Regions from separate parts of the Homo sapiens genome. Here all the other regions are linked to region 1. The links are chromatin contacts, found by Hi-C or POLR2A ChIA-PET in ENCODE. All regions are on one chromosome and are shown on one strand. Each heading gives the region's core, a stretch centred on a gene start or an enhancer-like site at or near the end of the contact. The rest is flanking DNA. Distances are from core to core; before and after follow the strand shown. Region 1 holds the start of LINC02404 (long intergenic non-protein coding RNA 2404). Region 2 has its middle 35 kb from the start of LINC02397. Region 3 overlaps LOC105369905 (a long non-coding RNA gene).

Evidence for each region. Hi-C counts contacts between places; a loop is a spot of excess contacts on that map. ChIA-PET counts read pairs that join two places held with the same protein, here RNA polymerase II (POLR2A). Pooled maps may share reads with other maps.
Region 2: a map of CD14-positive monocyte shows a loop between it and region 1 (4-fold over the local background). The contact joins the enhancer-like site here to the promoter of LINC02404 in region 1. A Hi-C loop is called at or near these places in 2 of 168 maps with a recorded cell type or tissue (B cell and CD14-positive monocyte) and 7 of 50 pooled maps. POLR2A ChIA-PET finds 5 or more read pairs at or near these places in 1 of 52 experiments (T-cell).
Region 3: a loop to region 1 is called in a map of naive thymus-derived CD4-positive, alpha-beta T cell, with 6 times the contacts of the local background. The contact joins the enhancer-like site here to the promoter of LINC02404 in region 1. A Hi-C loop is called at or near these places in 7 of 168 maps with a recorded cell type or tissue (B cell, CD4-positive, alpha-beta memory T cell, CD8-positive, alpha-beta T cell and 3 more) and 13 of 50 pooled maps. POLR2A ChIA-PET finds 5 or more read pairs at or near these places in 5 of 52 experiments (CD4-positive, alpha-beta T cell, CD4-positive, alpha-beta memory T cell, T-cell and 2 more).

What each region holds. Positions count from the first base shown.
Region 1 is chr12:91,873,510-91,877,886 of GRCh38, reverse strand. LINC02404 (long intergenic non-protein coding RNA 2404) reads right to left here and starts at 2,584. Exons shown (of 3, transcript XR_945201.2): 1 at 2,483-2,584; 2 at 398-494.
Region 2 is chr12:92,500,137-92,504,199 of GRCh38, reverse strand. No RefSeq gene overlaps it. Among named protein-coding and RNA genes, the nearest start is that of LINC02397, 35 kb to the right of the region's middle. RefSeq lists an enhancer at 1,123-1,372. Within about 2 kb of position 1,564, at least 6 of the 41 ENCODE cell types and tissues checked have a DNase peak (open chromatin) inside an H3K27ac peak, as active enhancers do; they include B cell and CD14-positive monocyte, where a contact is called at or near this core.
Region 3 is chr12:92,567,651-92,572,049 of GRCh38, reverse strand. The region is part of intron 1 of LOC105369905 (a long non-coding RNA gene); the gene reads right to left. Among named protein-coding and RNA genes, the nearest start is that of LINC02397, 100 kb to the right of the region's middle. RefSeq lists an enhancer at 1,399-1,528. Within about 2 kb of position 1,514, at least 5 of the 41 ENCODE cell types and tissues checked have a DNase peak (open chromatin) inside an H3K27ac peak, as active enhancers do.

The DNA.
Region 1 (4,377 bases), core at 1,335-3,834:
TCAGTAAATCTTGATTTCTTTTTCTTTCCTCTCCTCCCATGCAGAGCTAAAAATATCCAATGCAAAATAAAGAACTCCTATAAGCACTTACATTGATCTAATAATCTGATTATTATTTTAGCCTGGTTAATTAAATGGGCAAAGTTCAAAAACATAAAACCAAATCAAACATAACCACACCTTTATATCCACAGCATTTTGTAAGCTCAGAGAAACAGCCAGATCGAAATGTCTAATTGGCTTAAAGTATAAGTGGACTTTAATACCGCAAACACTCTACGTAATTTTCTGCAAGTTTATTTGAATGGTGCAAACTAAATGGATGAGATTTCTTTAAAGAAGGAAGTGTTTAAGTGATGTTGAATTAACACACAAATGATTAAATGTGTCAAATTACCATTTGTCCTTTGGCAAAAGCTTCAGAGCATCACCAGGGAAATAACCCTGGCCCACATTTGGTGGACTTCTGCAGAACTCATACACACATCTCCTTTCTGCTGAAAAATAACAGACGTCTATATGAAAAAAATAAGGCATATCCTCTTTGATAAATCACTTAAAGGGAGAACTGGTGAGAGGGTAAAGCAACAGGATGTGGGTGTCTGACTTACAATGCAAGCTGGTCACATGCTGTACATGTTGACATCAGCTGCGGCAGAGACATTTTCCTTGGGTTTCACACCAAGAGTGGCTGAACCCACTCCTGTGAGTAACACCACACACTGCATCAAGCAAGACTCTGTGTCACAGCATCCCTCATGGCCCTGCTGTCCACAGGGTCTTAGAGGGAAACTGGCATTGTCATCAGCCCTCTCCTGTCTGGGACCTGCCTTTGATCGTTTTCACAGCTGTCACACTCCAGTCTGCTCACAAAGAACAACAGATTGCTGGGAGAGGAATGCTCACCATACAGCTACCTGAAAGATAAGAACTGCCATTGTTTTTCCCCTTCTTTGTTCCAACCTCCCCAATAATGATGGAAAGGTGTTCCTCCCTAAAATACACACTGGAAGTGTCAGAGAGATGCTCCATCCTGTGGACCATCATCTCTTTGTCTCTGAGAAGCCCCCAACAGACCAGATTCTGTTTCTTATGTGACACAGGTCGTATTTTGCCTTGCAGTTATTTTTTCTGTGCAAATCCTATTCCACTTATTTGAGATAGGAAACATGCCCTACTCATCTTCTTATTGTCCATTACAGCTTTCAGAGGCTCTGAAAAATAAATATTTGTTAACTTAAATAAATTCCAGAAGCATTCTAATGAAAAACAGTATGTGTATTAACCCAGTAGCTATTTACTGAGTGGCTACTATGTTGTAAGCATAATTATATCCTAGTTCAAAGTGACTTGAGCATGAATATTATGAGTTTCTGCTTTCAACTCATTTATATGCTATTAAGAGAAATAGAGAGAGGAAGGAAGGGAGAGAAAGAACAGGGTATGGTGGAAATCTAGAGCAGGGAGGAATAAACTTTGCCTGGGGCAATTGGTCAAGTCTTCCAGGAGAGGAAGAGTTGATCTGGGTTCTGAAGGATGGGTAATACTCAACAGGCAGTTAATGGGAGTGTAAATTACTTCAACCATTGAAAAAATTAGCATGGTGATTCCTCAAAGAGCTAAAAACAGAACTACCATTTGACCCAGTAATCCCATTACTGGCTATATATCCAGAGGAATATAAATCATTCTGCCTTGAAGACCCATGCACGTGAATGTTCATTGCAGCACTATTGACAATAGCAAAGGCATGGGATCAGCCTAAATGCCCATCAGTGACAGATTGGATAAAGAAAATGTGATACATATACACCATTGAATACTATGCAGCCATAAAAACGAATGAGATCATGTCTTTTGCAGGAACATGAATGGAGCTGGAGGCCATTATCCTTAGCAAACTAATGCAGGAACAGAAAATCAAATACCATATGTTTCACTTATAAGTAGGAGCTAAATGATGAGAACTCATGGACGTACAAAGAAGGAAACAACAGACACTGAGGCCTACTTGCGGGTTGAGGGTGAGAGGTGGGAGAAGAGCAGAGAAAATAACTATTGCATACTAGGCTTAGTATCTGGGTGAGAAAATAATCTGCAAAACAAACTCCTGTGACACAAGTTTACCTATATAACAAACCTGCACATGTACTCCTGAACCTAAAATAAAAGTTAAAAAATAATCAAATGGCAGAAAAGATAATAAGGACATTACAGGCAAAGTGAGTAGTTCTTGCAGAACAAAATTTATGGAAGGAATGTTTTAATTAGGAAACTAAGAAAAGTTCAGAGTGACTGGAACATTGAGAGAAATAGGGAGAGAAGGGGCATATTCATTTTTGACTGCTGCATAATGAGTGATCACAAACTTGGTAGCTCAAAACAACACTGTATTAGTTAGGGTTTTCTAGAGGGACAGAACTAACGAGAGAGAGAGAGAGAGATAGATAGATAAAGGGGAGTTTATTAAGTATTAACTCACACTATCACAAGGTCCTACAATAGGCATCTGTAAGCTGAGGAGCAAGGAGAGCCAGTCCAAGTCCCAAAACAAGAACCTGGAGTCCAGTGTTTGAGGGCAGGAAGCATCCAGCATGGGAGAAAGATGTAGGCTGGGAGGCTAGGCCAGTCTTTTCACGTTTTTCTGCCTGCTTTATATTCCAGCTGGGCTGGTGGCTGATTAGATGGTGTCCACTCAGATTAAGGGCGGGTCTGCCTTTCTCAGCCCACTGACTCAAATGTTAATCTCCTTTGGCAACACCCTGATAGACACACCCAGGATCAATACTTTGCATCCTTCAGTCCAATCTAGTTGACACTCAGTATTAATCATCACAAACACGTAGGTATTATCTGAAGACTTTTATGGGTCTGGGTATGGGTTAACTGGGTCCTCTGTTCATAGTCTCATTGGGCTGAAATCATGGAGTTGGCTGGGGTTATAATCTCGTTTGAGGCTCAGGGACCTCTTTCAAGCTCACATGGTGATTGGCAGAATTCAGTTATCTGAAGCTGTGCAATTGGGAAAATTATTTCTAACTAGCTGTTAACTGGAGACCCCTCTAAGTCCTAGAAGTCACCCACACAGCCCCTCCATAGGCCCTGTCAGAACATGCCAGTTTGCTTCATTCTGAGGCCAACAGAAGAGCTTCCCTATCCCATTTCCGCTTCCCTTAAAGCACTCATCTGATTAGGTCATGCCCACCCAGGATCATCCCCCCTTTTGATGAACTCAAAGTCACATGATTAGTAGTCAGTGATATCCCACCATATTCACTTACTCTGCCCACATTCAAGGGGAGGACATTATAACAGGTTGGGGACTCCAGGAGTCAGAATCTTAGAGCTCTTTCTATCACAATCGAAGTAGGAAAAAGCTGAAGGAATCCAAAATTTGAACTTTCTGTAGGCCCTGTCACTATCCATCTAGTTTTGAGTCCCTTCATTGATATACACTTTTATCTATAAAACCTTCATAGAGATGGTCTCAGTCTAAATAAATAATATAACTAACAGAATTCTGCACACTGCTTTGCACATATATCTATGGTATGAAGTTTCTTCATACCAAAGCCACTCTGAGGAATTCACACTATTCTTCAGGGTGAAGAATGGAAAGTTTGTTAACATTGTTAAGAAGGGAGGGAACATGATCAGATTTGCTTTTTGCACTGGGCCAGGATGATGAGCAATCTGGCCTCAAACTCACTACTAATTTGTATTTTAATTACCCTAATACAACACATGACTAAGAATTTGATAATACTTAGTTTTTATGATGGAAAATTTTGAACATATCAAAATAAACAGAATGATATATTTCCCCATGTCCTGACCTTGGTTTTGGTAGTTATCAACTATCAATGTCATGTTTGTTTCACCTTTCCTCTTTTCCCATTTTCTCCTATTTTATTAATATTTGTTTCTTTAGTTGTTTTTGAGGCAAGATTTATATATATTCAATTACTGTACAATTTTGACCAATGCATACACTCATGTAACCCACACACCTATCAAGATAAAAAGTATTTTTTATTACTTTTATTACTCAGAAAGTTTTCCCATATCTCTTCCAAGTCAACCCCTCCCACTCTGCTAAGAGGCAGCCACTGTTTTTGTTTTCTGGTTTTTGTTTTTTGCCACTCTTAGAACTTTATATAAATGGAGTCATACAGCATGCATTCTTTTGTGTCTGGCTTTTTTTCACAGCATAATGTCTGGGACAAGCATTTATGCCATTGAGTGTATTCACAGTTTATTCCTTTGTATTGTCAAGTAGTAGTCCATTAAAAGAATATGTCACTGTTTTTCCATTATTTTCATACCTGGGCTGTTTCCAGTTTTGGGCTATTACAAACAAAGCTACTATTTCCATTC
Region 2 (4,063 bases), core at 315-2,814, 630 kb before region 1:
GCACCTCACCCTGAAACCAAATCGCCCTGTCTCCATGGGGGCTGGGGACAGATTTAGTTTTGTAACAACACAATGAAGTATATTTTTAACAAATAAACACAATCTTGGCAGAAGCATAGGCATCTTTAGCCAGTAAATACTTCGTGCACTTGTGCTCAACTTTCCATATCCCCTACATCCCCCAGCCATCGCCCCACAAATGAAATGAAAGCTGGGAAAAGAAGTAAACTATCACAAATTCATTAAATCAGAAAAGATGTCTGTGGCCTCACTTTACAACCAAATATTACCTCTCCTTCTGAGTGGCCACTGTCTAAACAACCCTCGGCAATTTTATTTGCATTTCCTGGCCTTGACTCTTGCTTAATAGCTGGTGCTGTTTGTATTTAATCACTATTTTCTGAACTCTGTCTCTTGTCCATTTCACCTTTTCTCAAAACAAGCCCAGCCTGCACTTCTGGGAAATTATAGTGCCAAATCTTCAAGGCAGGTTAAGTAAAGAGCCGAGCTTGGAAAAGCACAAATCGTTTTGGAATATCTGGGTGTCAATGTCCAGGATTCTTGGGGACCAATGACGAGCAAGATTCAGGAACACAGCCAGTTTTTCTTAGCATTTTGTCCAGGCCCATGCTGGGAATTCGCAGCTGCTGTGTGTCGGCTCAGGGGAGATTTATTGGGAAAGAGTGAGTTTTAGTTAATTCCAGCAGCTCGTGAAAGCCACATATGACTGTCACCCAAGGGTCCAGATTACTCTCTCCAAGGGAGAGATAACTGTGAGGGAGAAGTGAGAAGAGGATGCTGAACGCAGGAAAAACGAATGACGGAAGAGAAAGAACATTCATGTGGGATTCAGGCTGCAAACAGGGAAAATCCCAGAGAATGAACCCCTTCTCTTTTTCTGAATGCTACACCCCACTCCCTGTGGCTCCCAGCCTCTCATAATTGCAGTTTGGATTGGAGTGCTTCTCTTGGCTACTGAGTGTGATCACACTTAATTTCAAGTAGCAAAGTCCATTTCAACCCATATTTTCATACTGACAAGGTGAATCTGAGTAATAGCTGTATCGAGGCTGGTTTTGGAATGACTTGCCCTGTCGATGTGAGTATTTCTCTTAAAAAAGAGAATGTGTGTAATAGTTCAGAAATAACCTTTTGCTGTCCCTAGAATCACCTCAGGAATCCCGTGAAGAGCAGCTCTTTGAATTTGCTGGTCAGAAAAGATTATTGCCTCCAAATGTTGTCTCCTAGGTCTCGTTCACTTTATCTCTGTTTGGGTATTTCACCCCAGCATGTCCTAAGCTCTGTCAAAATCTCCAGCTTCTTTTCACTTTCCTGACACCTGGTTTAGAACCTAACTTAATTTTTTTTTTTTTTTGTCTTCCTTAGCTTCTGACTAAGGCTTTTTTGTGTTTCACTGGTTTTTAGATGTTTGAAACTGATTTCAGAGGTTTGGTTGTTCTTGAGTAATTTCAGAGACATGGTTCCTCATTGTATCAAGGGATGATTTTGCTCAATGAAGCCTGACTCTCAGAGGCGGAGGATGGCATAGCAGTTCCAGGTTTTGAGTTAGGACAGAAATAGGACAATGTCCAGGGGCACAGGGGAGCCATCTGCCTCCTTAGGCTCTTTACTTCTGTCTCATTACCTAGTTTTGTGTCCTGTGCACATTCCTGAGAGAGATGGGATGGACCACTGTTGGCTTAGATTGCTCAGGATCCACTCTCTGTATCTGGAAACACCTTTGAGGGAAGCACATGGCTGAAGGGAGGTGGGGTATAGCTGAACCAAATGGGAATTTGGTTAGGGAGGTCAAGATGGGGAATGGATGTTGGAAACAAGTAGCATCTGTAACACTGCTCTTTTGTGTCCTTCTTTAGAAACTTACAAACTCTCAATATTTTATTTTTTTTAATTAATTAATTTTTTTACTTTATTTTTTGAGACAGGATCTTACTCTGTCACTCAGGCTGGAATGCGGTGGTGCATTCACAGCTTGTTGTAGCCTTGACCTTCTGGACTCAAACAATCCTCCTGCCTTAGTCTCCCAAGTAGCTGGGACTATAGGCACATGCCACCATACCTGGCTAATTTTTTTTCATTTTTTGCAGAGTCAGGGTTTCACTATGTTGCCCAGGCTGGCCTTGAACTCCTGGGCTCAAGTGATCCTCCTGCCTCAGTCTCCCAAAGTGGTGGGATTCCACCACTCAGGATTTTAATTGCCTATTGCCTCTATGCAGATGAACCTCAAATCATTATTTTTGGCTAAGGCCCCTTCTGCTCTCTAGCTACACATTCACTTTCAATGTTGTTACCTCTAATCCAACTTATATGATTGATATTCATCTTCTTTCATCTTACTCACTTCACTCAAACTCGGTCCTTCTGCTGACTTCCCTATTCTGTTTATTGTAGCACCTTTTTTTTTTTTTTTGAGATGGAGTCTTGCACTGTCACCAGGCTGCAGTGCAATGGTGTGATCTCGGCTCACTGCAACCTCTGCCTCCCAGGTTCCTGCGATTCTCCTGCCTCAGCCTCCTGAGTAGCTGGGTTACAGGCACGTGCCACCACGCCCAGCTAATTTTTGTATTTTTAATAGAGATGGGTTTCACCATGTTGGCCAGGATGGTCTCAAACTCCTGACCTCGTGATCCACCCACCTCAGCCTCCCAATGTGCTGGGATTACAGGTATGAGACACTGCGCCTGGCCATATTGTAGCACCATTCTTATAATTATTTAGACTTACTCTTCATAACCTCACCTTCCGTATGCCTATATTAATCTAGTCACCAAACCCTAATGACTCGTTCCTGGAGGAATTACTCTCATTCCTCTCTTTCTTTCCATTTTTGTTGTCACCACTCAGTTTAGACTCCTATCATCATATGCCTGAGCTAGCTTCTTGATAGGCCCTTCTTCCTTTGGTCTCTTCCCTGGTAATTCACATTGATGTAAACAGACACCTCATAAATCTTCCCAACAAGACTGCAATCATGTCAACTCTTTGCTCAAAAATCTTTATTCCTATTATCTCAAGATTTAGTACAAACTCCTTAGCTTCATATTCAAAGTAACCTTCCTCAATCTGATTCCAACCTACCTTTGGAGTCAACCTACCCTCAGTGATTTCTCTCTCTACTACTACATGTGAACCCTTCACCAACCATAAAGTTCCACTCAGTCTCTCTAAACACATCCTTTAGAGAGTGAATACAAGTTTGATTTCACAGCTTGCCACCTGCTAGCTGTGCATCTTTAGGCATAGTAACTTGCCTTTAGAAGCTTCAAATTTTGTATCTAAAATGTGGTTTTTAGGTGAATCATAAATGTGATCACATGATAAAGAATGCATGGAACATAGTAGTTTCTCAATACAAGTTTATGATGGAACAATGAGTGGCAATTCTTGATATTAAGCCTTAAAAGACCCTCTCCAAGCTAAATATTTGAAAGTCTTGACCTACATCTGAAGCTTTATTTCTCTCCTCTCACTTTTTCTCCATGGACTCAGTAATATTAACTTGTTTCCCACTCCCTGGATAGTGCAAGCCCTGCCAAATATTCCATGCTCTTACATATATTTCTACTCTCTATGAGGTTCTTCTTTCTTTGTCTACCTAGGGAGCTCCACTCATCCTGTGAGATCCAGGTTGAAAGTCTTCTCTTCTCTAGTCTTGCCATTACTCTCATGGAATAAATGGATTCATTTCTCTTCTGGACTCTCGCATATGTGGATTTTTGAGCCCCTATCTATTTCCACTTGTGGCCTATGTGCCCACTCAACACCAGGGTACATCTCTTGCCTCTTTAATTCCCATGCACACAGTTTAGGAGCTGTTCAATAAATTACTATGTATTTGATTCAATTTCATTGTGTTTTGAGCATAAGGAAAATAAAATATCATTTCTGTACTTTAATTCTTCAATAGACTCCAGATGCTTTTCAAACCAAATCCAAGCTCTTAACCATGCTTTACAAGACCTGCAGAGTGTGGGCTGAATTCCTCTTCAGCCTCATCCTATAGCTCTCTGTCTTGCTCACTGTGCTCCAGACCTATTGGTCA
Region 3 (4,399 bases), core at 265-2,764, 700 kb before region 1:
TTCATGGCTGCAATGACAAGTGCTAAGTATCTGGCCAGTTTTTTTGGTTGTTTGTTTTGGTTTTGCGACGGAGTCTCACTCTGTTGCCAGGCTGGAGTACAGTGGCGTGATCTCGGCTCACTGCAACCTCTGCCTCTCGGGTTCAAGCGATTCTCCTGCCTCAGCCTCTTGAGTAGCTGAGACTACAGGCATATGCCACCACGCCCAGCTAATTTTTTGTATTTTTAGTAGAGATGAGGTTTCACCGTGTTAGCCAAGATAGTCTTGATCTCCTGACCTCAAGTGATCCGCCCACCTCAGCCTCCCAAATTGCTGGGATTACAGACATGAGCTACCGCATCTGGCGGTATCTGGCCAGTTTAAGTGAGGCACACACTCTCCATTTCATCAGTCTTCCTACTCCTAATTTTCTCCCTAACATCAAAGCAAGGCTTCAGTTATCGTTTATCATCATATTTGCACTGTTGCTTTTCTTATAGTGGATAATTGTTTCTTGATATTGTTGTCTCCACCAAAAATTAAAGATAGACCAAGAGGATCACGTGCTTTTCCTCAAACTCAGTGTGTGCCGTTCATGTACTTTATGGCTTGGTGACTGTGGACATTTAAATTTCCCCTGCTCTTACTTTGGAGGAAACAGAATAAAGGCCCGTAGGGTGTCTCACTATGTAACTGTCTAAAATCTGTTGACTGTTTTCTCTGCTACCAACGCTTAGTGAGAATGGGAAGTGAACTCCACTCCCTGGGCAAGCAGGGAGAGCTGAATATCTAATTGATTTTTAGTCAAAGATATAAAAAAATCCTAGCTCCACTCTTCTAAAATGTAAGACTGCACTTGTTTTTAATTGCTACTCAATATATTAAGAATTTATACTATATTAAGCAAAACAGATCTCCAGATCCCCTGCCCTGGAGAACATATGCTACTCATTTTTTTCTTTGTTGGAGAAATTAATCTTGCCATCTCCAAACCCTTGTTTCTTACATATTAGCAAGACATTAAAAATTAATTTTGAATGTTTCCTAAACACTTAAAAACACGTCACGTAAGTGCAGGTATCTCTGGTATCATGAAGAGCCCTGGTCTGTGACCTAAGAAACAGTTTGCAGTTAGTTTTGCACAGTTAATATGTTACCCAAAGATAGAGTGTAAGTCATGCCACATATTCAGAGCACTAGAGGAACTCACTGGGGGAATTTGTGAATTATTTTGTAAAGTAAAGAACTTGAAGGTAATATGCAAAGTCGCTCAATATATTCTTTTTGTAAGAACGGAGTATTCTATTAGGAATTAATACAGTGTCTTTGCACTATATATGTGCTATGATGCCTAAAATATCCGTTTCCTTATATGTAACCAAAATTACTGATGGAGTTCTATTTATGTTTGCCTTATGCATCCTGGTCTACAGTTTTTCCCTTGCTTTCTTTTCTTCTTTCTGCCATGTGTCACTAAGCCCTGCTACACATCAAATCTTCAGCTTAAACTCAACCAGCAGAGGGTGCTGTTTGAGCACTTTAAATGGACTCCTCATCTTTTTGTTTTCCAAAGAGAACAATATGGGAATAATAGGCTGGGATGATATTCAATAGGCAAGATGCTGGCAAGAGAGTATGCATCAGTGATCAGGTTTCAGTATCGTTTTGCAGAAAAATCCCTTTGTTCTCTGCTGCACAAAAGGACATTCTTTGCAAAATGCACATACAGTTTCTGGTGATAAATGCATGTGTTTAAAGGTAGATGGTGATAAATGCATGTGTTTAAAGGTAAGATGAAGGGGGTGCTGGTGGTAGAGTGGAATCGGCTTCTAAATTTACTAAGTACTTGTATCCCTTTTAGGCTTGGTGTTCTGAATCAAGATATCAGCCCCACGTGTTCTCAGCTTGCTGGTAAATGATCATGAATAATTCCTGTAGTAGCAAATGACATAATAAAATAATCAGGCATTCCCTGCCCTTTGTAGATCAATGAGCACAGATGTCTCCAAATGGAAGGCGATACTGGAGAACACTCTACATCTTGTTGGGTTTGAACATTAGAGAATTAATGGCTGTTTATCAAAATAAAGTGAGCATCTCCCTGTCCTGAAATCATGTTCAGCATTAAATATATTGTAGAAGAATACTTTGTCGCTTAAGTTTTACATAAATTTGATCAACTGTGTCTAATAGTGGATTGCACATGTCTTAGTAACATTTGTATACTTGAGTTTTTATATTAACCATTTAAAAATTTTATCAAAAAGAGAAAATTCCATATAACAACAATAACAAAAGACAAAAGCACTCCAGCTGAAGAGTAATCATTCCTGTCCCACTCCTCTTATCCTCAATGTCTCTCCACACATGTAACTTTTAATTTTTATAGCATTTTTTGGTTAGTAACCTCTCTATCTCTGAATAATATGCTTACATTGATAACTCTTGAGTTATTAGTTTTATATATGATATTTGTTTTCCTACACTGACAGATGAGAATGTAACTTAAGTCACTCAATATCTCCCGTTAGTCATATTTCTATTTTAGACCTTTATTGGTTATGTAAGGAAAACATTTGTTCCTTTAACAGTAAGCAATTTATTGTGAGTCCTCATCTTTTCAGTCCTTTTCTTCCACTTCCATCTCCCAATAAAAAGGCATTCTTCCTTTTTCTTGAGCATCTAGTATTGCTGATGTGAAATTTAATGCCAGCTTGATCCTCATTCTTTGGCAGATAACCTGCTTTTCCTTTCTGCTTTTTTCTTGAAGTCATGATCCTAGATGGAAGTCTTCTTACAGCCACTGGCGAGCTCTTCTGATCTGAAATCTTGTATTTCAGCTATACAAACTCTCCTCTATCATTCACATTAACAATTTGCTTCCCTCCGTTTTTGCTGTTCCTACATGATGTTGAGATTAGTAAGATTTGCCTTCTGCTCTCTAATTGTAATTCCATCATCTTTGTCTGTAACTTTGTAAATCAATGAATAGTGTTTACACGGGGACTCAAAACAGTATTGTTTATCACAGTGTCAAGAAGTGTGCTGTTATATTTCCTGTCTTGTACAGCTTTTAATTTTTCTGAAGTTGCTAACTGGCTTTTTAAAAGTACTATTTGCCTTTATTACGTGCCCAACTTTTTTGTCCATTGCATCAGAGATTTGGTTAAAATTTTTCCAGAAACTTCCTTCTTCTGAAGCTACTTCAGGGAAGAGTGCTTCATCCTGTTACTCTTGTCTGTACTTGTTGTCTAGGCCTCCTATACAACTGTCTCTTCTTTGTTGGGCTGCTTTCCTCATTTGTGGAACTCCAGCCTTTTATTGAAAGACACACTCAACACAATTCCTAAGAAACTGTATGTGAGATGCAGCTTTTCTGATTCTTTGAATGTGTGAAAATCAGTACATGCAAATGTGATCTATGTTCACACCTGTATAGTAATTTAATTAGGTATAGAGAATATAGTTTAAAAATATGTTTTCCTCAGAATTTTAAAGGCATTATTCCTTTTTCCTGAGCATTTAGTATTGCTAATGTGAAATTTAATGCCAGCTTGATTCTCATTCTTTTGCAGATGATATGATCTGCTTTTCCTTTCTGCTTTTTCCTTTGAGCCGTGATCACGTGGTAGAAGTCATTTTACAGCCACTGGTGGGCTCTTCCCATCTGAAATCTTAAGGCTTTCAATTGAACAGAATCTCTTTTATCATTCAAATTAGCAATTTGCTTTCCTCCCGTTTTGTTACTTATTTTTCATAATTCCTACTAATTATCTGTTAGTCTTCCTGGTTTGATCTTTAACAGTAAAATAGTAACCAATATTATCTATTTTTTAAAAAATATTTTAAGTTCTAGGATACACGGGCAGAACGTGCAGGTTTGTTACATAGGTATACACATGCCATGGCGGTTGGCTGCACCCATCAACGTGTCCTCTACATTAGGTATTTCTCCTAATGCTATCCCTCCCCCAGACCCCCACCCCCCGACAGGCTCTGGTGTGTGATGTTCCCCACCCTATGTCCATGTGTTCTCATTGTTCACCTCCCACTTATGAATGAGAACATGTGGTATTTGGTTTTCTGTTCCCGTGTTAGTTTGCTGAGAATGATGGTTTCCAGCTTCATCCATGTCCCTGTAGAGGACATGAACTCATCGTTTTTTATGGCTGCATAGTATTCCATGGTGCATATGTGAAACATTTTCTTTATCCAGTCTATCATTGATGGGCATTTGGGTTGGTTCCAAGTCTTTGCTATTGTGAATAGTGCCTCAATAAACATATGTGTGCATGTGTCTTAATAGAATAATTTATAATCCTTTGGATATATACCCAGTAATGGGATTGCTGGGTCAAATGGTATTTCTAGTTCTAGATCCTTGAGGAATCGCCACACTGTCTTCCACAATGGTTGAACT